Linked DNA regions of Homo sapiens: region 2 is linked to region 1. A link is a loop called in an ENCODE intact Hi-C map of the cell type or tissue named here. Cell type or tissue: Calu3. All regions are shown on one strand. Links, peaks and the distances in the headings refer to the core of each region. The heading gives the core; the rest is flanking DNA.

Region 1 (15,947 bases), core at 2,600-10,599:
GAGTGGTGATCATCAATATGTGTTTAGAAAACTAGGAAGAGCAACCTTTGTAAATAATTTCTTACCTTCTATTCTAGGTGATCTCTGTATAATTTTAATCTTTGGAACAAGTAATTTGTCAATCAACAACAGTACTATAAAAAACAAACAGCTTTGTTGTTTCCAATAGTGAAGTGAATTTCTCCGTAGGAGACATTGTAAGTACAGAAATGACAGCACAATATTGTTTTAATGGGAATATATGCTGCCAAGGCTTAAAGTCCATTTTGGATGATTCAGGTAAGTATTGCTATTATTTTTTAACAAGATCTCAACCTAACTGTGTTTACTTTTAGTACTTCGGTATTCATCTGGTTCTAACATAGATGCTAGGCATCTAAATTCAAGCCTAGGAATTTAAATACATTTTAGCTTTTTCTTTTTTTTTTTTCTTTTGAGATGGAGTCTCACTCTGCCGCCCAGGCTGGAGTGCAATGGTGTGATCTTGGCTCACTGCAACCTCCGCCTCCTAGGTTCATGTGATTCTCCTGCCTCAGCCTCCCAAGCAGCTGGGACTACAGGCACGCGGCACCATGCTCAGCTAATTTTTGTATTTTTAGTAGAGAAGGGGTTTCACCATATTGGCCAGGGTGGTCTTGAACTCTGGACCTTGTGATCCGCCTGCCTCAGCCTCCCAAAGGGCTGGGATTACAGGCGTGAGCCACCACGCCCAGGTAGCTTTTTATTTGGAATAATCTCAGATTTGCAGAGAAGTTACAAAGGCAGTACAGAAAGTTCCTGTATACTCTTTACCTAGCTTCTGTTAACATGTTATGTGACCATGGCATGTTTATCAAAACTAAGAAATTCACATTAGTACAATACTATTACATAAAGTACAAGTTTTATTTGGATTTCACCAGTTTTTTTCCCATGAGTGTCATTTTGATATCCCAGGATCAAGCCAGGATACCACACTGCCTCTGGTCCTCCGATCTGTGAATTTCTTGGCCTTGTTTCTAAGGCTTTGACAGTTTTGAAGAATATAGCTCAAGGTTTTTGTTTGTTTAGAGCTAAACATCATTTATAAATGACAGTGCTTGACACATACAAGGGCTTTCTTTTTCCATAGGACTTGTAGTTTCAAGTTTTCAGTTATTATTATTATTTTTTTTCTTGGCAGTTTTTTTTTTTTTTTAAGAGACTGGGTCTTGCTATGCTGCTCAAGCTGTACTTGAACTCCTAGGCTCAAGTGATCCTCCTGTCTCAGCCTCCCAAGTGGCTGGGACTAGAGGAACAGGCTGCTCTGTCTGGGTCCTGGTTTCAGTTATTTTATTCTCTTGACTTAGGTCACCAAGAATCATCTGCTATCAATTTTAGCCTTTGGTTTATCCCTAAGGCTTTTACTTTCAACCAGCATCTAGTTAAACTTACAAAAATATAGATCAAAGGTCAGCAAACTAATACCCACAGTCCACACCTGGCCCACCACTTGGTTCTGTAAATAAAGTTTTATTGGGACACTGCCACACCCATTCATTTATAAATAGTCTATGGCTGTTTTCACGCTATGATGGCAGTGCTGAGTAGCTGCAACAGTGACTGTATGGCTTGCAAACTCTAAAATACGTGCTCTCTGTTTCTTACAGTAAAGGTTTACTGATACTGGGTATAGATGGATGAAAAGAACCATGGCCTTTGGAAACTGACAGATACAATACTATCAGCTAAACTACAAGCTGAGTTTCAATCTTGCCTTTACAGTGTAGTGACTTCAGACAAAATGCTTTTAGTTTTTTGAGCCTTAGGTTCCTCACCTATAAAATGGAACATCACCATCTATTTTGCAGGCTAAGTGAACGTATGTAAACAAATGCTCACAGTGCTTGGCACATGGTAGGCTCTCAATAAATGGAGGCCATCGTTACTATTACTTTTATTAACAAAACATTTTACTTTTTTTAAGTGTTTCACATTGCCTTTCACACCTCTGTATTTTCACATAGATTTCTAAGTTTTCATCTCCTACTGTGTTGAAGCCCAAACCACTACTTCTAAGTATTATCCTTCTCTGTACTGAATATCGTTCAAATTTTTATTGACTATGTTATCCCAGAATAAAACTTAATGCCAGAATAGAGCCTGAAATATCATTACAATTATATCCCAAAGGATGTGAACATATGGAAATAATTCAAAATATACAATTTTAGAATAGTCTAGTCTGCAAAACTCTCAGCTGCACTGCTATACTTCCTTTTTATTAGAACTTTGTGAAAAACTTGGCGAGTCACCCATTTGAATAAAGATGGAGACAGGGATAAGATGCAGACAGGGATCCGGAAACAAAAAATGTGTTTCTATCCCTTTAAATCAATATTTACTATATTTTTCCTAATTTATCTTTATAAACATACACCTTCCAGAATTAAGAAATGATAAGTCTAGTGAAGTACTGCACAGGAAATGAACTGAAAGATAATGTCCACCAGTTTTTGAGACTCATATCAAACAGTACACGTACAGATTAAACAGATCAAAGTTCTCCTTACTAAATGTCACTATCTGGGCACATTCAACAGTTTTGTCTACATTTTCGTGTATGTGTGTACTTCTTAAATAACTTACTCCTACTCTCATACATAAAAATGTGTAACATATGTGAGCACAATCTGTATCCCATGCTTCCAACTCTGAAGTCATTATTAATGCTAGCAATTAGCCCTGAATAAATTATACAACTAACGTACTGACCAATTTTGTGGTCACTGCCAGTGACAGATGAAAAATCTCATAAATAAATGCTCTTTCTTTAGCAGTAGAGCCAAATAGTCTCCTCAGGTTTCTACAGATGTAATTTATTTGCATAATTTTTTTCCTTTTTTTTTTAATAGCAAAAGAAACAATGCATTCTAAGTGCTTCCGTATGTGTGTCTGGTTAACATTTCCAGTTTCAATGTTTCCTGAGAGGAAGTAATTCAAAGTGTGTTATCTAAACAACTCTAATAGGTCTGATCCAGGAAACTATCAGGGTTTTACTTTTTACCGCTCATAATACCACTCAGAATTAATACCCCATGGTCAAGAAACATTTTGAAACACTGACGTAAAATTTTAAGCTTGTGGACGCGCACACATTCTCTCTGTCTGAAGGTTCTGGCAATAGGAAATCTGTTCTCTAGCAACAATTGTTCTAATAACAATTGTTCAAACATGTAAGAGGTTAAAATTCCAACTCATAAGATAAAATCAGGAATGATCTGATTGATATATAGGTTATATAGACAATATTTGATTAGTATTATGTTATGTCTTCCCAAATTAAATTTTCATTACTCTTTCTTTTGGGAAAATGACAGCAAATGGATGAAAATTGCATCAAGAGTTAAGATAAATGTTAATCCTAAATGGTGTTTATATATATATATTTTTTTTAACACAAAATAGGGCAAGAATGACAAGTACAATGGCAATGGTTGCATTTGTGATGCTATAGCAGAGGGCTTGCCAACTGGTAGTTTTTCAGAGGGCCCAAAACCTCAGATGACAAAAAAAGGACTGAGCTATCTTCAAAACATTGAAATAATTAACCTCACAATTGTATCCAATTTATCATTCTGAATGGATCTCGAAAATAAATGACATCTGACTCACCCTAAGGGAAACATATAATTAAAAAAAACTGGAAAATAAAAAGTGATTATATCTAGCCAGGAGCGGTGGCTCATGCCTGTAATCCCAGCACTTTGGGAGGCGGAGGCGGGCGGATCACGAGGTCAGGAGATCGAGACCATCCTGGCTAACATGGTGAAACCCTGTCTCTACTAAAAATACAAAAAATTAGCCGGGTGTGGCGGTGTGCGCCTGTTGTCCCAGCTGCTGGGGAGGCTGAGGCAGGAGAATGGCATGAACCCAGGAGGCGGAGCTTGCAGTGAGCCGAGATCGCGCCACTGTACTCCAGCCTGGGTGACAGAGCAAGACCCCATCTCAAAAAAAAAAAAAAAAAAAAAAAGTGGCTATATCTAAATACATTCAATTTTCATTTTAAATATTCCTTTTTACATCTGACAAAATTCAGGTTGCATAGGAATCAATAATTTCTGACCTCTCTGGAATATAGCCAAGAACAAGGCAGTGAGCTAACCAAAATGATGGGATGTTGTTGATGTTGGAGCTTATGTTGAAAGCCTGTGAGGTCCTTAACTTAGTGTACTGATTCCTAAGACTCCATTAAACGTGATTGCCAATTTACAGCCTTAGCAAAACAGAAGTGAAAAATTAAACTAAAAATAGGGACTGTTAAGAAAGGTATTCTGAAAAAGACACAAGAAGCAAATAAGACAGCAAACCTTTAAAGGTTTTAAACAAAAAAAGTTTTAAAAAATTTATATTATGAGACTGTAAAAATATAAACTTCTCAGGGCTTATGGTCTCTCTATATAAAGGCAAAAGTCATACTCATCTCAAGTGGGGCTGAGTGCTTTAATCAATTATAAAACAGGAGACAGTGATAAGTTTAAATTTTGTTCAAGTACTTTCTTTAAGATAGTAGAAAAGTGTATTATAAAATACTGAAAGGAAATTATAGTCATTTTGGACAGAATTTGGTTAACATTCACAGCTACTCCAGAAACTGGCTAGCTAGAACTACTCATGCCCTAAAGACTCCAGAGAGTAGGTAGAAAATGCTGGAGCAAATAATTCCTACCCATTTTGAAAAATCACAGGAAAAGATGGTCTCTCTGTCATTATTATAAACTTAAAACGCAAGATTCCTTTTCTGAATTCTTGAGATGGAAACTAAGAATTGTATTTTAAACGAGGAATGGTGGGTTACAACTGAACTACACTCGGAAAACAAAATAAAAAACCCTGAAGAATACTAAATGTTTCAGTACTACTAGCTTGTATTATTTTACAGGACAACCACAGGATGGCCCATGTATGCAGAGCAAAGTCTACTAATAAACTGTTTTTGTGTTTTCGAAGACAAAACATGACCAGGAGGATGGCAGAGCATAAATAATTATGACAAGAGTAGAATCACAAGCGGCTCTGTCTGTAGTTTGTTCTGCTAAAATGAATAAAGAAAGTAACATAGGCGGGGCGCAGTGGCTCACACCTGTAATCCCAGCACTTCGGGAGGCCGAGGCGGGCAAATCGCTTGAGATCGGGAGTTCGAGACCAGCCTGACCAACATGGAGAAACCCTGTGTCTACTAAAAATACAAAATTAGCCAGGCATGGTGGTGCATGCCTGTAATCCCAGCTACTTGGGAGGCTGAGGCAGGAGAATCGCTTGAACCCGAGAGGCAGAGGTTGCGGTGAGCTGAGATTGATCCATTGCACTCCAGCCCGGGCAACAAGAGTGAAACTCCGTCTCAAAAAAAAAAAAAAAAAAAAGAAGAAGGCACAGTCTAACTGGTCGGCAGAAGTAAAAGGTCTTCATTTTTTCAGCACTTTTTCAGACGGCAACTTTTAAAACGGCAACAAATATGTTAAAATAAAAGGCACATGGATTGCATCAAATCTATGACTTGGGAAAATATATTGGCTGCTTTTCAGTAACTTGGAAGCCTTAGGAGACATTCAGAGTTTGGCATCAAGTTGCATTAATCATATTAAACTTTAAAATCCGTGCTTGTTTACTCAGCAATGCATTTTAGTCATGTCGGTGTATCTTTAACACTGCTTCAAGCAACAATACAAGAACCCAACCTCTGGTCTTGCTGCTTTATTAATACTGGTTAGCACTCTAAAAATTCTGGGTTAAGACCTTATGGAGTTTGAAGGAGTTCATTCTGACATGTGATATTTAAATAATCAGAAACTACATTAATACTGATAGACTGAAAATTTCAAAATAAGTGTGAACAAATGTGAACATGAAAGAGCCAATCCTCTAAGATGGATCCTGAGTGGCTAACCGGGTCTAAATTTAAAATACAGCCAACCAACCATTTGCTGATTGGAGGTCACACATGTGCTCTGAGTTCCTGGAAAACCCATGCCTCCATTCAACTTTTGGACTTTCAGAGCTAATGCGAACCAACCAATTAGAACTCACCAGCCTCAGCCAATCAGGGCTCAGCAGCACCAACTAGTCAGAACTAATCGTGTTTCAATCCTTCATTTGCTATATGGACCTGATTGAGAACCTGAGTGGGCACTTTTGCTATAAAACCCGGGACCTTCCCTTTGTTCTCAGGAATTGCATCTTCATTTTACACTGAAGGCTATCTCTCCACAGTCTGCAAATTGTTCACTGGAAGAGTCTTTCCTTCAAATTCCTATTTCAGAGAACTTTTGTTCATATAAGTTGCAAGATTTTATTTTTTAAATACTGGCACCATACTTTACTATTAATAAGATATAAAAAGGTACATGTATAACATTCATAAAAGCTGCCAAATCCTGTGTGTCAGACCATAAATGTTTCAGAAATACAAATGACAGAAGGATTTTGGCTATATTGTACCATATGCCATAATGATTGAACATGTTTGTATTTTTTAAAAAGGAAAATGAATTAAACTATACAAGCTATTGTGTCAAAGTGAAAGTACATTCTGATCACAATCTTGGGCCTTATCTCAAATCCATAAATAGAGTGTGATGGAGCAGAGAGGTGACTGGATTGTATTAGGAGACCTGGTTTCTATGCTGGGCTTTGCTGCTGAGTCATTTTGTGGCTTCATATGAACCAATGAAGTCAGCTAACATAGCTGTTTCTCAGTTTTCATATTTGCTAAAAGAAGCAGGATTAGGCAACGTCTAAGGGCCTTTCCAGATCTAAAATGTAATGATTATAACAACTCAAAGTCTATAAACTTCCTAGTCCTGTTGGATAATTTATAGCATTTTATCATTTTACTCTTGGTCATGTTTCTTAGTATTGCAAGGCTCTAGTTTTTTCACTTAATTTCTCTGAAACTTATATGATGTTTTCTCCAATTAAAAAGAGGCACTTCTGGGTATATATACACAATGGAATACTATTCAGCTTTAAAAAGGAGGAAAATCGTGTTATCTGTGGCAACATGAATGAACCTGGAGGGTATTATGCTAAGCAAAATAAGCCAGGCATAGAAAGACAAATACCACATGGTCTCATTTATATATGGAAACTAAAAACATCAAACTCATGGATACAGAGAGAATGGTGGCTGTCAGAGGCTGGAGAGTGGGGAGAATGGGAAGATGCTGGTCAAAGGGTACACGTTCCAGGTAGAATGGGGGGAAACTGAGAGGTGATGGAAATGTTAATTAGCTTGATTCAATCATTCCACATTGTATACCTGTACTACAGCATCACTTTATCAATATCCAAAGAAAAGGTACCGCTGAAATCCTTCTCCCCACATTACAGTGGCTCTGCTGCTAGGCACTGACACCCCAGCCCACAGCAGGTGCCAAAGCAGTAATCAGAAGCTGATAGGCTGATGACAAGGCTGTCACCTCAGCTCCTGGGCAGACCACGCACGCAGTAGGGAAGTGGTTCTGAAGAGGTCTAGGCAGGCAGAGGCAGCGACTGTATGCCACATCTGAATGAAACTTCACATTCCCGAGTGGGTAACTTTCTCTAATGAAGCCAATGTAAACTTGTTACTTTGCCTCTGAGGAAATCTATGCTGGAACAGCTGAAAGTATGGATCTCACTAACTAGTTGGAGCTAAAATAGTAACATTATAGCATCCAGATTAGGGTATTTGGGCTCTGAGACTTGAGAGTAGTAATTTTAATGTAGAAAGCTTCTGGATTACATCAGTGAAGATAGGATGCCTCAGACCCAATGCCAAATCGAAGGCCACCTTTTTCCCCTCTCTCTCCACAACTGTCATAGTAAAGATAGAGCTTAAATTAAAACTTAATTTGTTAGTCATTATTTTGATGGCAGGAAATGCAGACGGGGAAAATTTTCTCATCTTTATTGGGCTGAGTTTGAAAGGCTGGAAGACATTTAAAATAATTCGTAGTTATTAGTGTAGTAAGGTCTCCAAAAAAGTATTTGAAGTGAAGGGGTATTTCGAAACCACAACAAAGAACAGCTACTATGTACTGAGTTCTTAATAGTAAGTCACTGGGTAGGAAGTATTACATAAAGAGTAAGCAGGCCAGGCATGGTGGCTCATGCCTGTAATCTTGGTATTTTGGGAGGCTGAGGCGGGAAGACTGTTTGAGGCCAGGAATTCAAGACCAGCCTGGGCAACACTGTGAGATGCTCATCTCTACAGAAAAAATTTAAAAATCAGCCAAGAGTGGTGGTGCATGCCTGTAGTCCTAGCTATTCAGGAGGCTGAAGCAGGAGGATCACTTGCGCCCAGGAGTTCAAGGCTGCAATGAGCTATGATAGTGCCACTGCACTCCAGCCTGGGTGACAAAGCATGTTTCTTAAAAAAAAAGAAAGAGGGAGAGAGAGAGAAATAAGAGAGAGGTGAGAAAAAGAAACAGAGAAAGAGGGAGGGAGGGGAGGGGAGGGAGAGGAGGGATAAGAGAAAAGAGGCCAGGCTCAGTGGCTCACCCCTGTAATCCCAGCACTTTGGGAGGCCGAGGAGGGTGGATCACTTGAGGTCAGGAGTTCGAGACCAGCCTGGCCAACATGGCGAAACCCCATCTCTACTAAAAATACAAAAATTAGCCAGGCATGGTGGTGCGTGCCTATAGTCCAAGCTACTTGGGAGGCTGAGGCAGGAGAATCGCTTGGACCTGGGAGATGGGGGTTGCAGTGAGCTGAGATCACACCATTGCACTCCAGCCTGGGTGACAGAGCGAGACTCTGTCTCAAAAAAAAATAAAATAACATAAAATAAAAAATAAAAGAAAAAGAAAGAGTAAGTGAAATAATCTTAATCTGTGGTGGGAATTTTTTTAAATGTGAAACTTAATTTTTTATGATTCTATGTTCTGAACCAAGGATTTGCAAACCTTATCTTACAGGTCAAGATGGTAATAATTTTAGGCTCTATGGGCTATATAGTTTCTGCTACAACTACTTAATTGTGCTGTTGGCATGAAAGCAGCCATAGATAATACATAAACACATAGACATGGCTTTGTTCCAATAAAACTTTATTTACAAAAACAGGCAGCTTGCCCGCCTCCTTACTAGACACTTGCAAAGTACTTGAGTGTATTACTTTACTTAATTCTGATGACAAATCTATGAGGTGGGTAGTATCACCTCCATTTTGTAGGTAAAGACACTGTGGGCTCAGGTCTTGTGACCCGCCCATGGTCAGAGTCAATGCCTGGGGCAGGGTTCTGAACTCACCCCTGAGTTCAGAGCCTGAGCCACTCTACAGTCCAACTCACTCTGTAGATCGTGGTGGCCTGCTTGAAGAAAAATATATGGCTTGAAAATTGTTAGTGCAGCTGTTTTTATTTTTAAAAGGAGGGGTATGGGCCTTCAGTTGGAATGGCCAACTCAGAAAGAGGACATCTTCTGACTTTGGAAGCAAACATGAGAAGAAACATGGTTGATGAAAAAACTAAGAGAGATAATTAAGAGAGAAAAAGCCTATTACAGTTAAAAAAAAACCCCACAAATATGCAGGAAAACAAGTAAACGAAAACAACATTCTTACCCTGAAAACTAAAAACCAGATGGATAAAGAAAAAAAAAGTGAAAGAGACAGGTGACTGCTATTCCCAAAACATGGAATTCCTTTAGCTTTGCAGGGATTAGAAGAGATATATGCAAATCATCAGTGAGAGGTAACCTGCCCACATATCCTTTTATTTTCTGTACTCTCTCATCTCCCACTTTCTGTTTCTACCACCCCAGCTGCTCACTCAAATGGACATACTTAGATCAGAAAATAAAGCTACTCCTGTCATTACCGATCTTACTGCCTAAAGTTAAATTTCAAGAGTTTTACACTCTACCACCACCTCCTATTTTGCATCTCATTTTCTCAAACATATCTATCTCATAAGTCCAGTTCTCATTGGGGCTACACTTCTATTCACGCTTGGTTAGCCAGTAGGGATTCTTCTTTTTTGTTGTTGTTTTTTGAGATGGAGTCTCATTCTGTCACCCAGGCTGGAGTACAGTGGCGCGATCTTGGCTCACTGGAACCTCTGCCTCCCAAGTTCAAGTAATTCTCCTGCCTCAGCCTCCCAAGTAGCTGGGATTACAGGCATGCACCCCCATGCCCAACTAATTTTTATATTTTTAGTACAGACGGGGTTTCGCCACATTGGCCAGGCAGGTCTCGAACTCCTGACCTCAAGTGATCCACCCGCTTTGGCCTCCCAAAGTGCTGGGATTACATGCATGAGCCACTGCACCCAGCCCCCAGTGAGGATTCCATGGCTCAGTGTGACCTGTCACTCACTCTAGGGCACATTCCATCAACACCTTTGCTGATCTCTGCTATACTCACTGGGAGAACCTCAACTCTCATTAAACTCAGCTCTCTTGGTCTACTCTATACCTGCATCGAGGGAGCCGAAAATGGCTGGAAGAAAGGGTAGTGCTGAGTAATCTCACTTGAAACTTACCTTGACTAAACTCTAGGACCACCCTACTGTACTGTCCTGGTTAACTCACTTTCCAGTCTCAGAGCTGATTATTATTTGCTTCCTATCAAGGCCACTCATGACCTTCACATTTTGCTAAATTTCATGGTTAGTTCTCAGTCCTCATCTAATTCAATTACTAAGTAGCATTTGACACAGTTGCTCATTCCTTCTTGAATCTTGGCTTCTGGGACACCATATGCTCCTGGCTGTCCTTCTACCTCACTGCTATCCTATCCAGTCTTCTCTTCTAGACCCCTAAATGCTGGGGTACTCCAGGGCTCAGTCCTCAGAGCTCTTCTCCTTTTAATCTTGTCTCTAGGTTAATGCCTCTCAACCTTGGCACTACTGACATTTTGGGTTGGACAATCCTTTGTTATGGGAGCCTGTCCTGTGCATCACAGAATGTTTAGCAGCAACCCCCCCCACCCACTAAATGACAGTAACATCCTCCACCCCACAGTCATGACAATCAAAACTGTGTACAGACACTGCCAGTGTCCCCTGAGGGACAAAGTCACTCCTGGTTGAGAATCACTGGTACAGGTAAACTCAACTAGACCCATGGCTTCAAACGTCTTCCAGAAGATGATGAGCCCCAACTAGATACTCTGAGCCTAGACTATTCTCTAAGCTCCCAACCTGTAGATCCAACTGATTCTTGATATCTCTACTTGGAGGTAGTACTGATACTTGTTTATGTATTTCTTGTCTACCTCCCCTACTATACTGTAATCTCCATGCAGTGAGGGACTTGCATATTTACTATTTACCCCCAGTGCCTGCAGTAGTGCTGGGCATATAGTAAGTGCTCAAAATATATTTGCTGGTTAAAGAATTAAACACTTAATGCATATGAATTCATTTCACGCAGTTAATCGATGGGGCCAATCAGGCAGATAGTTTTAAACACATCAAGGTATCTTTTAAAGACAAATTTTAGTTCCAAATTAAAAAGAATGTTTCATTTTTCAACAAATGTATAAATAGTACTAGTACTAGCCATTAAATTTAAAATTTGAAGTTAAAATTTTGCTACAGTTTGTGAAGAAACCCAGAACTAGAGTTCCCCTTTTTCTAATACTTTTGCTTTATTTTACATTCTTATTAAGATTAATTTCAGTTTGGACTTGTAAATAAATATATCAGGATACATATGTATATTTATTTCTAATAATAATGTCTTGATTATCATGATGCCAGGTAACTATCAATTTTTAACTGCAAGTGCTTTTCTCAGTGGTTTATCCTTTTGGTTTAATTTACGCTGTATCTGAAGTAGAAGAGAGAGGGTGAAATCTTCTAAGAAGGTTTGAAATCTTTCTTTTAAAAACTGCTTCTTGGATAATAGCTACATTTATGAGTAAAGAGTATTGTTTTTAATTTTTTCCCACCTTCTCCATGAGAATAACCAAAATCCCATTTCTTTAACTCCTCCCCTGCTAGTTCTTAGTTCTCACACAGACACAATAATCCAGACTTTTTGTTTTCTTTTTAAGATGAAGTCTCACTCTGTCGCTAAGGCTGGAGTGCAATGGCGTGATCTCGGCTCACCGCAACCTCTGCCTCCTGGGTTCAAGCAATTCTCCTGTCTCAGCCCCACCGAGTAGCTGGGATTAGAGGTGTGTGCCACCAGCCCAACTAATTTTTGTATTTTTAGTAGAGATGGGGTTTCACCAAGTTGGTCAGGCTGGTCTTGAACTCCTGACCTCAGGTGATCCACCTGCCTCAGCCTCCCAAAGTGCTGGGATTACAGGTGTGAGCCACTGTGCCCTGGCTTAATCCAGTCTATTTTTAATTGAAGAAGACCATGACTTCCAGCCTTTATTACTGGTCCAGGTGGTATCCAGACAAACTTTTCTATGACTATCCTTAGTTTATTTATTTACTTGTGTGTTTATCACTAAGCACAAAACCTTTTGTGTATTTCTTTATGTAAATTTCCTGAGGTTCCTATAACAATCCTTCTTTGAACAGAATTGAATAATGTTTTAATGATTCATGCAAGCTAGAGGTGATGGCACCTTAAAACTCCATAAGTAACAGACTAGAAATATTAAATATTTATGTTTGCACAGCACAGAACTCAACCCAAATCCAATTAGTTTTATGGATGCTATAAGCTCATACTTCACACACTTAACTGAGCCTTTGAACTCTTAAATGATATTCTCTATTAAACACATTTTAATGAATACATTCAGTCATGGTATTCTATATTAAAAAAAGAACTCTAAAATGTATAAATTTAAGTGTTATCCTCTCAGTCATTCTGACTTACTACAAATTCACCAAGAAAAGCTGCTAGAGGCATTTAAAAAAATAGTATACATGAGCAATATGTGGCAAAAGATGGAATGTTACATTTTAATACTAGAGAAAATCTTTAAAAATCACTTAAAAATTTACATTTGATTTCTTTATTAGCAAATGAAATATTTTTCTAGAAAGGAGTTTAAAACTACTAACTTTCTAAAAAAAACTTATTTTTTTTTCATTTAGAGAATTCTAAATATAAGTTTTAGGGAGAGATTTAAGTCATATCAAAACACTAATGGAATAGGATTTAACTTCTGACCAATGAGTCTAGGTATGTTTAAAAATGAACATGTTTGCACAAGTTTTCACTGTAAACAAATGCAAGCTGTCTTGACTGCTCATGTATTAGGGCCACTGAAAAAGTTAAAAACGATAAATATTTTTGTATGTAAGCATAATTTACTTAGTAAAGATTTTACAAAATATAAAATATCACTCATCTTAATAATAAAACTAAAGAGCGTAGACCAAAGCAGCTGTATTTTGGAACTGGAAGAAGAAATGACTTAGCTTAGACAATGAAATGGGCAGAACCGTTTCTCCAATAAGGGGCTGTCCTAGGCATCTCCTCCCTTTCCTGAAGAGTGTGGGTGGAATGACTCATCCACAAAGACACTGCTGCATTCTTGGGCCAAGACACCATGTAGTCTGTTTTTCACATAGAGTGGATTTCTAAGAAACAGGAATCTTGACCCCCTAAATCTTGAAATGTTTGGAAAATGTGATTTAGGTGGACTTTGGGCTGAAATGACATTAAAGAGAAAACCCCTTCAATGTGAACACTTTCTAAAGTGTTTTAGTGTAATTATGAGTATTGCTGGAGAAAATGTGGAAGATTTGCAGGCAATACGATGGGCCTGGTTGGTGGCTTGCTTCTCTGGTCAGTCCCTCTTCAACAGCAAGTCTAGTCAAAGGACCTCGGTCAACATCTGGACAAGGACTGCACTGTCCCTTTAAGAATGCAGAACAAGGCCAGACACGGTGGCTCACACCTGTAATCCCAGCACTTTGGGAGGCCAAGGTGGGCAGATCACGAGGTCAGGAGCTTGAGACCATCCTGGCTAACACGGTGAAACCCCATCTCTACTAAAAATACAAAAAAAATAGCTGGGCGTGGCGGTGTGTGCCTATAGCCCCAGCTGCTGGGGAGACTGAAGCAGGAGAATGGCATGAACCAGGGAGGCGAAGCTTGCAGTGAGCCGAGATCGCGCCACTGTACTCCAGCCTGGGTGACAGAGCAAGACTCAGTCTCAAAAAAAAAAAAAAAAAAAAAAAAAAAAGAATGCAGAACAAATAGAGCACAACAAACACTATATAGCTTTTCTCTGGGCAATATCAGTTTTCTCTATATATAGTGAAATAGATAGTCCACAAAGAATGGAATGAATACATGCTGACTTCAAGAAATGCTTAGAAACCTATTCTATCTTTGTATTTTTCCTCTCTTTCTTTCTTTTTAAATAAGTGTTTGGTATTATTTAGTTTCATCATATCCCTTTTGCTCCCAGAAGTGGAGATCTGGCTAAACAACTGTTACATATTAGAAAATGAAGTCCAAATTTTAAAAAATATCACTTATATGCCTCAACAGCTACAGTTTTGAACTCAGATATCAGTTTTAAATTCTAACAAAAGATAATGCTAATAAATACAGAAGCAGTCAGGGAGTCAGGTCAGCTACAATATATGTGGTTTTGGCTACTGCCACTAACTATTAGAAGATAAAACCCTCCTAGGAGACACAGATGAACACTTACTGTGTACATCCAGACTTGAAAGTTAAATTATCTTTAGTGAGTATAAATATTTGGTGCTTCAAGAGCTACTACCTTCACGTTGAATGTGATATCCTCCATGACGTACACGCGTTCAGGAAATGCCTTAGCCACCTCCTCCACACTGTTGAAATATTGCACTGGCTCCTTTATATCTCGGTCTTGTTCCAGCAGCTTGAATTGCCCTAAAACACAGGATAAACAGAAGAGATCTAAGATGTTTATGCTGGACTGCTGTTACCATGGCAACAACATCCTCTCTCTTTACCCCAGCCCTTTTTTTGTCAAAGATTCCTGTTCATCATTAATCTTTTTAAAAAGGCATTATGGGAGGTTCCATTAAACTAGAAGATAGATAGATTTTAAAATCAGCTTAAAAATGAAAATAAACTGCATTCTTTTTGTTTACATTGAGAGTTTATTCCCAGATGTCCAAAATCAAACTGAATGAATGCTTACTTGCTGTTTGATCTCAAAGTGAAAACTCACTTTGCTATAAATGGTTGTTTTTAACAGTAAGTTAAACATTGAAGTTACCTTGCCCATCAGTTGTTGTACGAACCACACATTTACATTCTAGAACCGAGTCTTAGAAGCCTGGGAGAGCTAACTTTTAAAAATTAGTATTAAATTTTTTTTTTTTGCAAATAGAACAAAATGATATAATGGATTCCTGGCTTTCACATAACTCATATTCCTGGTTAGAACAATATGCAGGTAATGTCTAGGGCTCATGAGCTGCTGTAATGTGTGATGCTGCTGAGGCAGAAGCATGGAGCAGCAGCAGACAGCTGTCTGGTGAGCTTCCTCTCAACCACTGAGCCTGCCGGCCACTCAGCCTCCAGAGCTCCATGTGGCTCCTTTCTTTCCTTTTACTGCTATATATGAAATTCATGCGAGTAGGCCATATCATGGTCTCCACAATTTACAGGATTTATGAAGAACTTTGAACATATTCCTAAAATATCAAGGATCTATCATGTTGTTGTTTACATTTTCAGTATCTGTGACCCTGCTACAACATTTGAGAAGAACTGTTTTCAGTTTGGAATAAAAGACCATATGCAATCATATCAGGGATACAGTGTTTCTTAGTAGTTATTTTCTGAATCCTGGCTATAATATAATACTCCAGAAACTTAAAAGGAATTAAAAGCTATCATGGGAAAATCTCTCAGGCAGAAATAGGAAAACTTTCATTCATATTCTCAACACAATTTTTTAGCATCTACTAGGTGGAGACATTATTCTAGATGCTGGAGATCCATCAATTAATGGAATTAACACAAATCTCTGTTCTTCCAAAGCTTACATTCCAGCAGGAGATGGATACTATAATACATGAGTAAGAGTA
Region 2 (15,947 bases), core at 3,523-11,522, 49 kb after region 1:
AGACAGAGTCTTGCTCTGTAGCCCAGGTTGGGGTGCAGTGGCGCGATCTCAGCTCACTGCAACCTATACCTCCTGGGTTCAAGTGATTCTCCTGCCTCAGCCTCCAGAGTAGCTGAGATTACAGGCACCCGCCAATTTTGTATCTGTGGTAGAGACTGAGTTTCACCGTGTTGGCCAGACCGGTCTTGAACTCCTAGCCTCGAGTGATCTGTCCACCTCAGCCTCCCAAAGTGCTGGAATTACAGGCATAAGCCACTGTGCCTGGCCACAACAAGAGTACTTTTAAACCAAGCTAGTTCAAAGAAAATGAAACAAAATGTGTACTTCATATTATCAATCTCATATATTCCAGATTATGAAATATTAATATCTTAGTATAACATTTTACCATTTGCCTAACATGCACTTACGGCAACTTCATAGGAAATACTGTTGCCATCTGGCACTGTCTAGATCCATGTGAGCAGTCAGAATGGACATCTGAGTGTCAGTAAGCCACCCGCTCCTGGCAGCCTGGGAGAACAGCTGTCCAGGATATCCACAGGCACCCCCCACTCCCAGCTCTGCTGCCCCACACCTGAATACAGACAGGCTGCTCCTTTCCCCCACAAGCCTCTCTGACTCCCTCCTAGGCACACTCCCTCCTGGCATCTTCAGGTCATTCCTCGCTTTGTTTTTGCCAAGGCTCAGATCTCCAGGGGCTTGTGTGTATCCTATTCTGGTCTCCTCCCATCTCATCTTGAAGGAAGTCTTGGAAATGCCCACCTTGGCAAGTGGTATTAATAACACCTCTGCATTACAGTCACAGAACTGCGCTGCCTTCCTCCCCGCCTCCTCACTCCCAGTCCCCAACTGTAGGCTGTTTCTTTAGGAATTGATCTCTTTTTGGACCCAGATACTCAACTAGACTTAGTGTAAATAGGCTGCATTCCTGTTGAAATCTGGTCCTGAACCACTGACCTCTTCCCCAAAACTCAGGAGCTTTCAAAGTTTCTCAAAATTGGGGCAATGCTGACCAGTAACTTTATCCTTCTTAGTACTGGCAATATACATCAACCTTCTGCTAAGAGCCAATGTGGACAACTGGGACATGTAAAGAAGCTCAACATGTTGCATTAATGTTTGGATTCATAAGGTACAAAACAGATTATCAACAGAAATTATCAGTAATTATGCCTAATCACGCTAAATGGGAAAAAAGTAACTGCTCACTATGCTGAGTATATAGCAGTTTACTCTATCTAGAAATGCCTAATTACCTGAATAATATTTTGGAAATTAAATTATATGGGTAAAAAAATTAACTAAAGATTTCTGGTACAAAAAACAATTTTCAAAATAAACACTGTCGAATGATAAAACATATGTATGTATTTATATAAAATTTGTAATAATGAAGTGTCAGGTCAGAAAGCTGATGAATAGTCTCCAATAAAACAGTCTGTAGGCCGGGCACGGTGGCTCACGCCTATAATCCCAGCACTTCAGGAGGCCAAGGCGGGCAGAACACAAGGTCAGGAGTTTGAGACCAGCCTGGCCAATATGGTGAAACCCTGTCTCTACTAAAAATACAAAAAAATTAGCCAGGCATGGTGGCGCATGCCTGTAATCCCAGCTACTCAGGAAGCTGAGGGAGGAGAATTGCTTGAACCAGGGAGGCGGAGGTTGCAGTAAGCCGAGATTGTGCCACGGCACTCCAGCCTGGGCGAAAGAGCAAGACTCAGTCTCGAAAAAAACAAAAACAAAAACCAAAAACCAAACAACAACAACAACAAAAAACAGTCTGCAGTCTATAAGTAAATCAGACAAGTAAAATGTATGAGCAAATCAAATACAGGCATAGTACAGTTAGCTCTCAATTCTCCAAAGGATAGACTAATCATAAAGATTTCATTCATGAAATGGTTAAAACAACTACAAACTAGTGACATATCTATGTACTAGAAAGACCACTGTTAGGAAACCAGTATTACCAATATAGCACAGGGAGTCTTCTCCAATCATATTTCATTTTTGAAATATAATTACATTTTTGAAATCTAAACCCAAACTAAAATTTGGCAAAAAATTTTAATTGACAGAAACATCATTCAATGATAAACTACGAGAACAAAACCTTATGATATAAATTAGATAAAGATCAAATTAATTCCATTTGAACCTGCACCAAGTTCTTCAAGTAGAGTAAAAAAATAGGAAAACTTTAAAGAAGTCCTCTCTCTACAACCTTGATAAGGCAATGATAATTTGGTTAAGTTGGCAATAAGCAAAGAAAATGCCAGTTTCTGGTCAAATCTGCCCAAACAAGCAAATGCTTATTTGACTCTTAGAATGAAAAGCAACTGATGAATTTCTGGCTGGGATTCACATCGCTAAGCTGATGAAAGCGACATTGGGGCAACTTGACCTGGATCTGAGAACTGGGTGATAATGGCACTGTTGAAATGGGTGGTCAGAAAAAGGGTCCAGCTGGTCAAAAGCAGATTACTGATGGTGCAGCAGTTAATCATCTTGACGGTCTAAACAGTAAATATGCTTTCTATTAAGGTGATATTAAGTTTATTTTATATCACACTTTGGGCTGGTTTTAACTTTTTATCATTAACTATCGTAAGGTGAATTTTAAGACAATTAAGAATAAAAAGACGAGCTAAGGTCTAGAATTTCTTTTTTTTTCAGTTTCAAGTTCTCCACTAAACTCAGTCTTAACTACTTGAATATATCACGTATAGTTACTTTACAACATGTGTCTGAAAACTTCATAATTTGGCTCCTTTGTGGTCTGTTTTTATTGCCTGTTGCTTTATTTTTTATAAAATAATCATTTTATCTTGTCTCTTCACATGTCTGGTTATTTAAGATAGAATACATTTCCCATGTAAATTGCCATGTTTATCAAAAGTTGACAAGATCAACATCAACATATTGCTTCATTATAAACATAACTGAAAAAGGCAAAAATCAAGCAAATTTATAATTTTAAATGTAATAAATACAAATATTTCAAGATACTCTCACATAAAATAAAATTATTGACCAATATAAACTACCATTACAATTGGACCATCATTTTATGGGAATTTCCTTAAGTGTTTAGCAAATGTTTCATCAATATAAAGTGAATCCTCTTATAAAGCAATAGATATTATTATAGGTAAACTGTTATTTTAAAAAGGTGACCAAGCATGGGTTCGATGATTGGTTTGTTTCACACCACATAGAAAATAAAATTCCAATACAACCAAAGGATTTGGGCTCTCCTTCAGGGTAGGAGAACAAATGGTTTACTGTTCTGCTTATGTTTTTATGCATTAATGTTATGGGAATCAGAAAAACAACTGAATTACTACTCCTAGTTGTGTCAGACATTGAAAGGGAAGCAGTGCAGAATCACTGGATTTTGGAGAACTTAAGAGAGAATCTGATTCAAAAACTTTTAATAAGGTTCCAAAACACAAACCTAACGTTGAAAGAATGTTTACAAAGTAGAGTTGAACTGCAGGGGAGAACAGGCCTTGCAGACAGCTACTGATCTGAAAAGAACTTCCTACAAAAGGGAAAGAGGCCGGTCACCAGGGCTGAAGAGGAGAGAGGAGACGCTGTGTCGGCACCAACTCAGTGCAATTCACTCTTCAGTCTCTGCTTTGTTCACACTACATTTCTGTTTGGAAACAGAATTTGGAGAAGTCTGAATATAAACTTTCCCCAAGACAGCCAGGTTTGGGGCCTTTAATTTATGGAAATATGCATACACTGTGTCCTCAAATGCTAGCTGTGTGCATACAACAAAAAAGGAAGTGACTTTTAAGATAGTTAAGGATAAAAAAGAAATACTTGAGAGAATAAAAGATTAAAGTCTTAGTAACAATACCATTATAAAAACAAGGCCTGGCATGGCGCTCATGTCTGTAATCCCATCACTCTGGAAGCCTGAAGTGAAAGGATCACTTGAGCCAGGAGTTCGAGACCAGCCTGGGCAACAAAGTGAGACCGTGTCTCAAAATAATAATAATAAAAATTATAAATAAAAACAAAAGAAAACTAAGTGCACCTCTAGTCTATGGAAAGCACTGCTCTGCAGCAAAGGAAATAAATCTCATGTCCTGGTTGAGGGAGGACCCTCTAATACTCTAGTTGGCTGCTTGGGAACAAAGGAAGAAACTGGAGTTCATATTGGAAAATAAGGAGAGAAAAGAAATCTTAAATAGCACTAAATTTAGAAAAACAGTCTTTTCAAAGGCGAACTGAGGGAACTTTCCTAAAGCAAACTGGGTCAATTAGGAAATATTTCTTGGAGAAATGCCTTAAGATGCACACAACAACTTAAACTCAAAACTACAGAAAGACTAAAGCAATGTCAATTAACAAAACATTTACTTATTTTATACAATGCATAAAAGTGGGACAAATAGTATATCAGAGTTTATAAGACAGTTCTTATCCATATAGAGACAATGGTAATATCAAAAACAGTACAACTGTGGCTTAGTAGACCATCTTGTATATCCTTTCATGCCAGGTAACCATTTCACTCGTGTGTCAGGTCCTTTTCTCGCTGGAAATTCACTCTTGAAATTCTAGAGAATGTGATGAAGAGTTCAAAAATGGGAATGAAACACTGGTTGAGGCCTCCTTGCTAATTTGAAAACTACTTTTGGAATCTGCAATTATTTCTTAAAATAGAGATTTAAAAATCTCTGTATTCAAACTAGATTTTAATTTGCCTAGTTTAAACTTGTTTTGAAACTTCTATAAAAAGCCGCAAGGGAATGCTCTAAAAATTATCAAAAGGATACATTTGCCATAGAGCAATGCTAGGAGGATTAAACATAAAATTCACAATGATTTGAGTTTATGAATTGGAATTCAGCAAGTCATTACGCCACTCAATGAGAACAAAGGACAGAGGACCAGGGTTTTGCCTATGATTAACAATACTTAGTGTTTTGGCTGGCACCCATCTCAAGTTCTATTATTTTGAGTGAATCAAAACTTGGTGATTAAAAGAAAACTGTAGCTCACATTATTATTATAAGAGAAATGAAAAGTAGGCAATATTCAACATCAGCCTAGAAAGTCAAACAAAGCCCACTTTAAAATTAAGTCAAGGCTGGGCGTGGTGGCTCACACCTGTAATCCCAGCACTTTGGGAGGCTGAAGTGGGCAGATCACTTGAGGCCAGGAGTTCGAGACCAGCCTGGCCAACATGGTGAAACGCCATCTCTACTAAAAATACGAAAATTAGCTGGGCGTGGTGGTGCGTGCTTGTAATTCCAGCTACTGAGGAGGCTGAGGCAGGAGAATCGTTTGAACCTGGGAGGCAGACGTTTCAGTGAGCAAGATCGTGCCACTGCACTCCAGCCTGAGTGACTGAGTGAATGAGACTCCATCTCTAAATAAATAAATAAATCAAGAAAATTCCCCCTTTCTTTCCTTGTAAAGATGTAATTTGCCAACTCAAGTTGAGAGGATATTAAAAAATCAAATATGTTTATAATATAAATAATTATGTACTGATATTTTGTTTCTTAGGTTAATTAGGTCATCAATGTGCAACTACTATAATAAATCCATATAAACACATCCATATTTGTTGGGCATTTACAAAGAATTCTGAGGACTAATATATTTCACAGAATTTATCTTATTTAGTCCAATTTTCTGAACATGTAGTTAAAACTATCCAGAATCATTCAGTTATCCAAGACTTACCTGTAAAATTATAGTCAGACTATATGATTTTCAAGGATCATTTCAGAAATAAAATTCTGCACAGTATTGAATTACATGGGATAACTAGATCAAATGCAGCAGATATAAAATAGAACAGGTTTTATTTTAAACCTTTGTTCTACAAAAATCCATAAAATTGGGCTTCAACACATTTTAAATGTTAGAAGGACTGAACTCTTCATGGCCCTCTGAACTTCTGTATAAATGAGATGTCCATTAAATTTACCAGGACAAGGTATACACAAAGTTCAACTACTCCCTTCAATCATAGCCATCTCTCTAAATAAGTTTCAAAAACCGTCTGGATTTTCTAATATTTATGGCTTACAGGCTCAAATCATTTATTAAATAATTAGATACAATGATGTATATCATAGTGGTTTCCAATCAGCTAGCCAAGAATCAAGAAATAATACAAGGTATCAGAATTCATCTGATAAGTTCCATCTCCTACACAGAGGTATTACTTCCCCCAAAATAGGTAGATGTCATTGTTATTTGTGAAAAGGAAATTTAAAAAATCAATGAAACATCATAAATTATAAATATAGATATAAAATAAATACTTGCTAAATGAGAGAATACTATTAATAAAATTCCAATTTGTTAAACTAGCAAATCTGACTGGTTTCACCAACTGATAAACTTTTGGTCATTCTGTATTTAATCGACAAATACAAAATGTATCGTGTGGGCTTGTAAACTGTCAAGCTGTTAAAAATGGATCCCTGATTCTGAAAAGGTAGCACATGAAGGGCAAGTACTGAAAACAAGGCATGCTTTTTAAATCCAATCCTGAAACTTCAGTGAGCTCTAAAAGGACATTTGCTCGAGTCCAGGGAATGTGGAACACAGCATGAGAAATGTGAACATTCTTGGTAAACTGACATCATCATGACAACTCTGGCAGGGCTCCAAGTGTCTGAAGCAGAACGAAGTCTTGTTTATGAAGTGGGAGAAAGAAACTTGGGCTTTCTGATTTACACCTTGGCAGGAAGCAGAAATGGTTAAAAGAAAAGGAACACTTTTTATATACAGTAACTGGCAATTTTCAGTGAAGAAATGGGAAGAAGAGAAAAGAAAGCTATTTGAAAAGTTGAAAACTGCCCCCCTTTTTTTCCAGAATGAGTCATTCAGAGGCTCTCTCCTCTCTAAATATATATACACATGGAGACATGTTTTTAAAAGTCTATTTATGAAAGTAATATAACCACTTTATAGTTTGGAAAATAAGAAATAAATCACCTCTAACAGTTCAACCTTAATACAACTACTATTACAATGCACTGATTAGATTTTTTGTTGGTTTCTTAAAATTATTTAATGTATCCAACTGAAGGATTTTTGGCTAATATTAGTATACTCTTGCCTCAATTTCTTTAAAAATAGAGTCAGGGTCTCTCAACACATTAAATAGAGATCCAAAGGCATTTAAGTTAGGTAGAAGGAAGGATAAACATTTCTACTCAAACTTATGATATTTCTGACTATATATGTGATCTGATATTGCTTCAGACTAAAAACAAGACCCCTTCTCTCTAGGATATTTGAAAACAGCATTTCAATGCAATTTTAAAAACAGCTGTACATGCCAAGTAAACTCTTGAAGGTTACGAATCACTTTAAAATTCTTAAAGTGTGTCCATTATTTAGCAAACAATAAATTGTTTTCATTTCTACTGTAGAAACAAACAACCAAGTGATGGCCTTCTGGTTTCAAAGTATACATGAAACCCAACTGGTCAAGCTTTTACATTTCTGGTCCACCATTAAGTTTTATGGCATATCAGGAATGTAAAGCATGATGTTTAAACAAAATTTCAATTTATTAGACAAATTCCTACTTTTGATAAATACAGTATGTTTTTAAATGGTATGCCCATTTTTAATTAGGAAGAGTACAAATACTGGCAAAATGTTATGTAGAAAAAGTTGACTTGAATTTTTCTAGGAACTTACTATTTCTTAGTCCTTTGGTTGAACTTCTGGTCCTTCTGATTCCTCAATTTCTAATTTTGTATGGTGTACTGGTGTATTTCCTAACATCAACTCTAAAAAGTCTAAAGTAGCCAATGATGCTATTTTGATGGAATTAGGAAGTAATTTTCATTCAATTGCGTTAAAACTAGAAATGAACACCCAGGCACCAGATGAAACACATCTGAGTGCCTTAGTCACATATCCTTTTAAATCATAATTATATGTTCACTTTCTTGGCTCTCCAATGGTTTTAAAAGGTTATCTTTAGATTTATTACTCATTAATCTGACTCAAATTTATCAGCAGAGAAGGCCTATGTAAAACTATTGATGCAAGCAGGAGAAAAATAATTACAGTTCTTGGCCCTAACTTAATTCAGATATAAACAATATATTAATAAAGGTTCAGACATTTTCCATGAAAAGCTTTAAAGTGCACATTCAAGGGCCTGTGTGAACTGAATGGGTTTCACACAGTTCAGCTAAGTTCCTGAGGACACACTTCATGTAGTTAAGTTTAACCAAGAGAAGTATGTGGATAATTACTTCTAGGATGATGCTACACACACAGTGTCCTGATAACCTGGTTAATAAATATTCTAAAAAATATACAGAAAAATGGAAAAGTAAATATCTCTCAAGCAATACCCTCTCTCTTTTTTTTTTTTTTACTTACACAGACAGAACACATCACTAAAACAATTATGTGAAAAGCCATCTTTTACACAGCATGACTTGATACCAAGGTTTAGGCCTGACCGGCTACCCTACTTTCAAATTCTCAGCATATTCTTTGAAAAGAATTATTAGTTTCCATGCCATAGAGAAATGCCTGTGTAAAGTAATTTTTTCTTCAGCATAGGTACACAACTGTTGATAGATATAAGGAATTACATGAATCTGAAAGACATTTTTGGTACAAATGTCCCAATTTAAATGAAAGAATAATAAAAATTAAAATGATTACAAAGTACTTTTAGAGCCAAAAATTCTCAGTGTTAAAACAAACCAAACATCCTTTCTTTCTCTTCACCTCCAAACCCAAACAAAGGCATTCTGAGCCACTACAGGATACACCATTATCAGAAAACAGGCAGCCACCCATTTACAAACATATGGTATTCCAAAAGTTCATTTATTAGTCAGTTCTGCAAAATTTTAATATTTTCCCAGGGAAACAAGAATAAAATTTGAGGTTAAGTTGTCAGATCAGCCCACAAAACTGGATTTAAAACACAGTACTAAGACAAGGCCAGGAGTAACTCAGAACACTGGGGAAAATGCATCCCGTGGCCAGCGACACCTGGGGCGGCAAGAGCATCCTGCCTCGCTGGCCTGAGCAGGGAATCCTGTTCCTTTCATTGTAAGCTCAGAATCTTTTCACAGTCACTCCTGGGGATTTGTGGGGTGTGGATGCCATGAGAGGGGATGGAGAGTAGCCTATAAGAGGGCCACAGTTTTGGGAGGTGAGGGACAGAGCCAAGGGCTTGGGGATGACAAATGAAACGGGAACTTGGGAGGAGGTGGATGAGGGTAATGAATTGAGATAAAGTGGAACAGAAAGAGGGGACAGGGGGTTTAGGGTAGGCCAGTGAGGACTTTTCCCTCATTTCTCTGATTTACCTTTTCTTTCCTCAGGACCAGATTAAGAAGATCACAGCTGGGAACACCTGTGATCACACCTGTGAAGACCACACCTGTGATTATGAGAGAAGGAAAGAATCTCCATGGAAGAAGGGTTTAAGGAGGATGGGGCTAGAGGGGAGAGAATTCTGGGCTGATTCAGAGTCTGTAGAAGAGGAAACTCCCCAGCTGTGGCCATGGGACAGAGGAGTTCTCAATGCCTCCCTTCTAGAACTAGTACTAATATGGAAGTGGCATAAACAGATAACACAACAGACATAAAATATAAACAACAAAGGAGTCAATTTTTTATTAATGAGAGGCCAACTCATACAATCTTTCAATTACAAATTTCCATACCCTGATTACATGGTTAGCAGACTGAATTTTTAGATAAGTCAGACGTTAACAGATAAGTAAGTTATGTGATTTTCTATTTAGAATGAGAACCTATATCTTTTATCACTGACCTTAGTCCATTTTTGTTACATTAATATTTTTAAATGTCCACACATAAAGAAATGTACAAAAGTTCTAATCAGACGATAACAAAGTCAGAAACATATTTTTCAACAAATATCTTTTGAGGGCATATTGTGGGCCATGTGTTTTCTGAGCATAGGGGACACAGTAGTATGGCCTCCAAGTTCTCGATCCTACTTTTATTTCTTAGCAACAATACTTCCATCTGAACAAGGCAGCTACTCAATGTCTAGCTGGCCTCTCAGACCACTGTTTACTTACCTAATAGCTATTTTGTTAATGTACAGCCAGCTTTTAACCTTAGCCCAACTATAAGGGTTAAAATAATTTGTCACACTTTTATAAGTCCTCAAGTAACTGGCCTAAAGTATTGAATTTCTTGCTTTAACTATAATAGGGCCTTCTTTACCTATGGGCTTTGACTTCTGAGTTACATTAGGTAAAAGTACATTAAAAATAACTTAAAGTTTACCAACAGATGAAGAATAAGGAGACAAAGATGAGTCATAAAAGGAGAAAATGGCTAATCATTTTGACTTCATTACAATCATACCACCACTGGCAGGTGAATTCTAAGGTGTTTCATGAAATAATTCTATGCTGTTCTACAAGTATATGGAAATACTAGAAAGTTGAACCTGGGCCTTTATGATTTAGAATTGATAGAAATCTGGGGAAGACTTAATAGGAAGAAGGAGAAGAGAAGGAAGGGAAAGGAAGAGAAGGGAGAACTAAAATGCTCAAAGTCAAGAAAACAAGGTTTTGTCCTTAGATTATAAAATCTCTGAACAAGTTGATTAATTAGAAATAGATGATTACAAATAAAAGATGCCCTATTGGTATATGTTAAGAAATGAATTGATGAGTATTAGTAAAACCAAAGGAACCACAGATAACATACATAAATAATTTTGAAAATCTAAACTGACAAATTCATGAGCATTACAAGGTAGCAGCAAATATAAAAGAATACTTTAGTACCAGAGGTTGTGGTTTATCTGTTCCTCATTTATATTTTATATCATACGCAAAACAAAATTAGGAAAGGATTATGTGAAAGAAGTTCATAGCTTTTGTGTACACTTCTAAACATTAATAATAACTTAGTTTGAAAGTATGAACGCATCATACTTTCAAGATAGAGTTGCCAACTTTAAGACAACTGTATTATATAATATATTGGATTTCAGTGCCAAAAAGAGTGTCTGGCACATAGGTCAATAAATCTTTGTTACTTGACTGAATACATGTTAAGAGAAAGGGGAGATAGGCTATGGTTAGAACTGGAGTTTTCATCAGAAGAGTCCAAAATTAACTCCAAATGCCACCAGCACTCCCAGATGAGTGTTTCTTTTTCATCTATGATACAAATTTAAAATTTGAACAACACATTGAAGCTAGGAGAGAAACAAGCTACAATCCCCCTCTCTAAAACTTCTCCGCAAAAGCAAAATTGAATATTCTGATCATCCAGAATGGGCTAGAAGAGACGGCAGAGACAGTGGGGTCAACTCCCTCCACTGGCTAAACATGGCCCGGGGAGGAAAAGCGGTGTGGCTGAGGTCATGAAGCAGAGCAGTCACTGGAATTCCAGTCCTCTGATCTCCAGTGTTTCTGTTCTTTATTGACTGTTTAAATGAATGTTTTGTAAGAAACCAGAAGACACAGGCAAATAAGTGAAGAGGGAGTGTCAGAAGCAGTGACGGTATTTGCCTGATGGTAAATTTACCATGGAGACCACTGTGTCAGTGAACTCTGTTCCAGAAAATTCCATATACAAAATTATCTCTACAGGTGATGAAAAGAATAAAAATTAGAAATGAGTGAGGAGGAGAGATTAACAGCTGTGTACCTATGCCGAAGAAAAAATTACTTTTCACAGGCATTTCTCTATAGCATGGAAACTAATATTTTAATCCATCTTTTCAAAGAATGTGCTGAGAATTTGAAAGTAGGGTAGCTGGTCAGGCCTAAACTATGGTATCAAGATGGAAGAAAAAAAATTTTTTTAAAGTCTTGTGATCATTATAGATATTGAAGAACTTGTGTCTAATTATGGTATTCTTTTTCCACATCTATCTAGGAGTTTCAAAATTTTACAAATCTACATCTAATTCCTATTTAAAAAACAACTCACAAAGCAAGAGGCCTATGGTGAATAATGAAGTAATGCTGCCTAGAACCCTATCTATGGATAAATAAAATTTTATTTTGTGAAAGGTTTTTTGCATATTTGGAGTCGATGCATTTTTACACATGACTATTTTATCTAGATTTCTATTTATGATATTCATAAATTTTACTTAAGGAATCAAGAGTAGAGAGAAAAGTGGTCAAAATACTAATTTTACACTCATGTTTCAGAGCTTTATGCTCAATGTTTCATCACTAAAAAGAGTGAAACAAAAATCAGACATACTAGAAGTTTATTTCATTTTTATCTTTTTAAGTAATGACAATTAAAAATTACCAATTTCAGTCTGCTGTTTATAAATACGGGGGAACTTGGACTTTTTTCTAGTACCTTGACACCATTACATTTTATATAAATTCACAGAAAGAACAAGAGTATGTTGACAGGTGAAAAACATTCTATAAAAGAAATGGAAGATTTTTAAGCAAATGGATGTAATCAAAAGGTTATAAGCCCACCAAACCGAACTATTTAGGTCAATACAATCATTGGACAAAAAAGAATGCACAGTACAGTTGAACAGGAAAATTCCATATACAGTTATTAGAGAAGGCTTATTTTAGAAAACTAATTTATCTACAAGTGTTCTTGGTTGCTATGAGCAACATTTTTCAACCACATTCTATTGCCTAAATCAGGTCACGATTACCTCCTAAATGGACTTTGCCATTCTAGAGAAGCAGTTTTTCTTTCATTCAGGATTTCTAAGGAAACAGCTTTCATCTTAGGCAACTAAACATCTGGCTTCTTGGTTTGTTTTAAGGAGCAAAATGAGAAAGGAATGAATCACCATGAAGCAGGTCAGGTTAGCATTTTTTTCCCATTTCTAAAAAAGTTAAAGTCTCCAAAAACTTTTCCTTGAGAAAATGAGTAATTCAAAATGCACTGATAATTATATACCAGGAATATTTGAATATGTCTAATGACCAGTCACTCCATGTTTGTTTTCTGAACTCTTACATACAACTCCACAAAGTAAAAACACCCAGGAGGAAAAGGAGTGAAATTATTCACATTTTACTGCTATGCTTTTTGACTTTCGCTATCACAAAGACAAACAAATATCATTTTTTAGCTCCTCTCTTTGATTCTTAGAACAAATTCTTTGATATATCCCTCTCCTATTTAATGACCCAATAGGTTAATTATTTATTATTCTGCTCCTCTGTCCATTAACACCTGTTTAATGTCCTAAATACATAATAATAACAAACTCAACAACTACTACTCCCATCACTATCATATATTGAAAACTTATTAGATGTCAGATACTGTACAAGTGTCTTATATATCATATATCCTTCAATCTCCCCTATGACATATGGTATTATCACACCAATTTTACAAGGTAGAAATCTGAGACTCAGTGGAATTAAGTCATTTGTCCCAGGCCACACAATGAACAAGAGAAATGGGATTCAAATCCACCTTAATCTGACAAATCCAAAAACCTTCAGTAAGTGTGAAAACTGTCTCCTAGGAGGACCATCATTATGATGATATTTGAAGATCCAGGACTTCAAGTTCTGCTGTTTAACCGCCACCCTCCACCCCCAACCATGGCAATCAATGGCTTTCCATTGTATGTATAATTTTAAAATGAAAATCCCTAATGGAGGTTTTGGTCCTAGCTTCTCTGGCCCCACAGCCTTCGTAGCACAATCCCGTGCTACTCTGCCCCTTCCTTTCTGAGAGTAGGGACACAGAGGCTCTCTGGATTCCTTTCGTACAAAGAACTTGTTCTTGTTTCATATCCTTCACACACTCCGTTCCCTGTACTTGCAATACTACCTCCTTACTTGTTACTCAGGTTTCGGCTTACAAGTCATTCCGCAAAAAGGTTTGCCTTGGCCAGGCACAGCGGTTCATGCCTGTAATCCCAACACTCTGGGAGGCCGAAGCAGGAGGATCACTTGAGCCCAGGAGTTCAAGACCAGCATGGGCAACACAGCGAGACCCTGTCTCAATTAAAAATAAATAAATTTTTTAAAAAAGGTTTGCCTGAACTCAACCTCAAGTAGCTTCTCCTTTTAAACTCTCAAGACACCTGGAACTTTTCACGTGCTACCTTTATCTCAATGTGCAAGTGCTTAGCCTCTCACTCTCTCTGGACCGTGAGCTCTCCAATGACAGAGACACTTGATTTGTGTTCAGCCCTCTATCTCTGCTGTCTAGCACAGTGATGGGCACAGGACCCGAAGGGATAGCAAAAGCCATTACAGACTGGGAAGAAGGAAGGCTCTGATTGTTGCATCAGCTCTTCCTAGCACTCCCAGGCATGCCTGAGTTAATGTTACTTGCATTGGAGCTTTCATCCTTTATAAAACTGTTTTATCCTTTATAAACTTTCATCCTTTATAAAACTGTTTTATCCAAAATGCAAAACAGGAAAAGAAAAAATTTTATCTAAGACAAATGCTTCCTTATACTAAACATAGCTATACAGCTATCTCTGGAACACTGCAATTATAAATAATTGTAATGAATAAATAAGTTATAACTATAAATAACTTAAGAAAAACAGCAGAACACACATACCCGAATTAGTGGTGCCTTGAATTCTATTACATCATGTGGGCAGGGGGCTGTGCAATGACTACTCATACACTATTGTTACTCTAGATATTTCTAAGGTTCCTCTTTGGTAACTGCCTTTAAAATTACTTTACTAACCAAACAAGAAAACCTGCCTCCTCACTTCAGGGTGACAAGCTATTACCCCTTAGTTAGCACCGTCTATCCCCTCCCTCTCTCTATGTGACTTACTCAGCTGAGCCCACCCCCCACCCCGAGTAAGCTTCAATGACATCCCACCCCACACGGAGGCTTTCACAGGGGACCCTTTCGGAGAGCACACCCGGCTTGTGTGCTTCCCATGACGCCTTCCCCATCTCACAGGTGGGACTCCCAGTCTGCCATGCAGTGACCAATGAGATATGCCCCCTGCAGGGGAAGGGAACTGCCTGCAGGGGACATAGCTCATTACAGGAGGTCAAGTGAGGGCTTCAGGTTGTCAAAAGGGGCCAGATTTTAGTTCTCTCTGTGTACTCATTCACCGGGGTCTCCTCACACCTCAGGGCCACCACAGACTTCCCAATCTGGACAACGATCTAAGCTTCTTCCTCTCCCCCAAAAGGGTGCTGCAAGCTTAGCTCTCCACTTCTCTGTTGTGAAGTATTGATATTCTTTCCTGTGAAAACCATTTCCCTCAGTACATAATTAATTAGAATTAAAAATAACCTTTTCCCACACCAAATGTCTTCCTTAAAAGGACACAGAATTAACCCATAGAAGCCACCGTAACAACTTTCTACGGTATCATGCAATACATGACTTCCAAATTCCCTCGTGAGGGAATGTCGGTTTACGTCAATCCTGGTGGCCTTATCAATATGTGAGTGGTGAAAACAGCAGGCCACTAGGAGGTCAGGGTCAAAGGAAGTAGTAGCAACCTCACTCAGGCTAGAATCCAAACAATGTATCTATTAGAAGCAGGCCTGGCTACATAATTTGCAGGGTTCTGTGCAAAACGAAAACGTGGGTTCTCTCTTGTGCCTAAATTATTAAGAATTTCAAAACGGCGACAGCAGAGTATTAAACCAAGTGCTGGGTCCTGTTCACTGCACGGGATGCTCACCTGTGAACCCACACCTCACTGGAAGAACCCGTCAGCCATCCTCAGCTGTGCAGTTTACAACTCTCATACTGTGATATTTGTGTGCCATTTCAAAACTGTATGTGGTAGGTTTTGAAAAAAGCAAAAAACTATGCTGCCTGCTTTAGTTTTAAGTCAAACTAAAATATGCCCATGGTTTTAATAATCAGATGGTATTAAAAGGCTTATAATTAATAAAAGAAAACCAGCAGCCCATGCCCCATACCTCCCACCTGATTCCTTCTCCCTAGAGGTGTGTATTTCTAACTCTTGGAGCAGT

Evidence for each region. A loop is a pair of places that touch in the nucleus more often than their neighbours do. Peaks named below come from ENCODE experiments on the same cell type or tissue, not always from the same donor. Only the 100,000 strongest peaks of a DNase experiment are listed, where the experiment ranks them.
Region 2: it touches region 1 in a loop (2.1-fold over the local background); 13 of 110 quality-filtered maps call a loop at or near these places.

What each region holds. Positions count from the first base shown.
Region 1 is chr18:32,295,546-32,311,492 of GRCh38, forward strand. GAREM1 (GRB2 associated regulator of MAPK1 subtype 1) reads right to left here. Exons shown (of 6, transcript NM_001242409.2): 3 at 14,648-14,778. Among named protein-coding and RNA genes, the nearest start is that of MEP1B, 110 kb to the left of the region's middle. In Calu3, for the core only: no CTCF peak of the experiment used is centred there; a DNase peak (open chromatin) is centred at 6,656.
Region 2 is chr18:32,343,334-32,359,280 of GRCh38, forward strand. All of the region lies in intron 2 of GAREM1 (GRB2 associated regulator of MAPK1 subtype 1), which reads right to left. Among named protein-coding and RNA genes, the nearest start is that of GAREM1, 120 kb to the right of the region's middle. In Calu3, for the core only: no CTCF peak of the experiment used is centred there; a DNase peak (open chromatin) is centred at 6,628.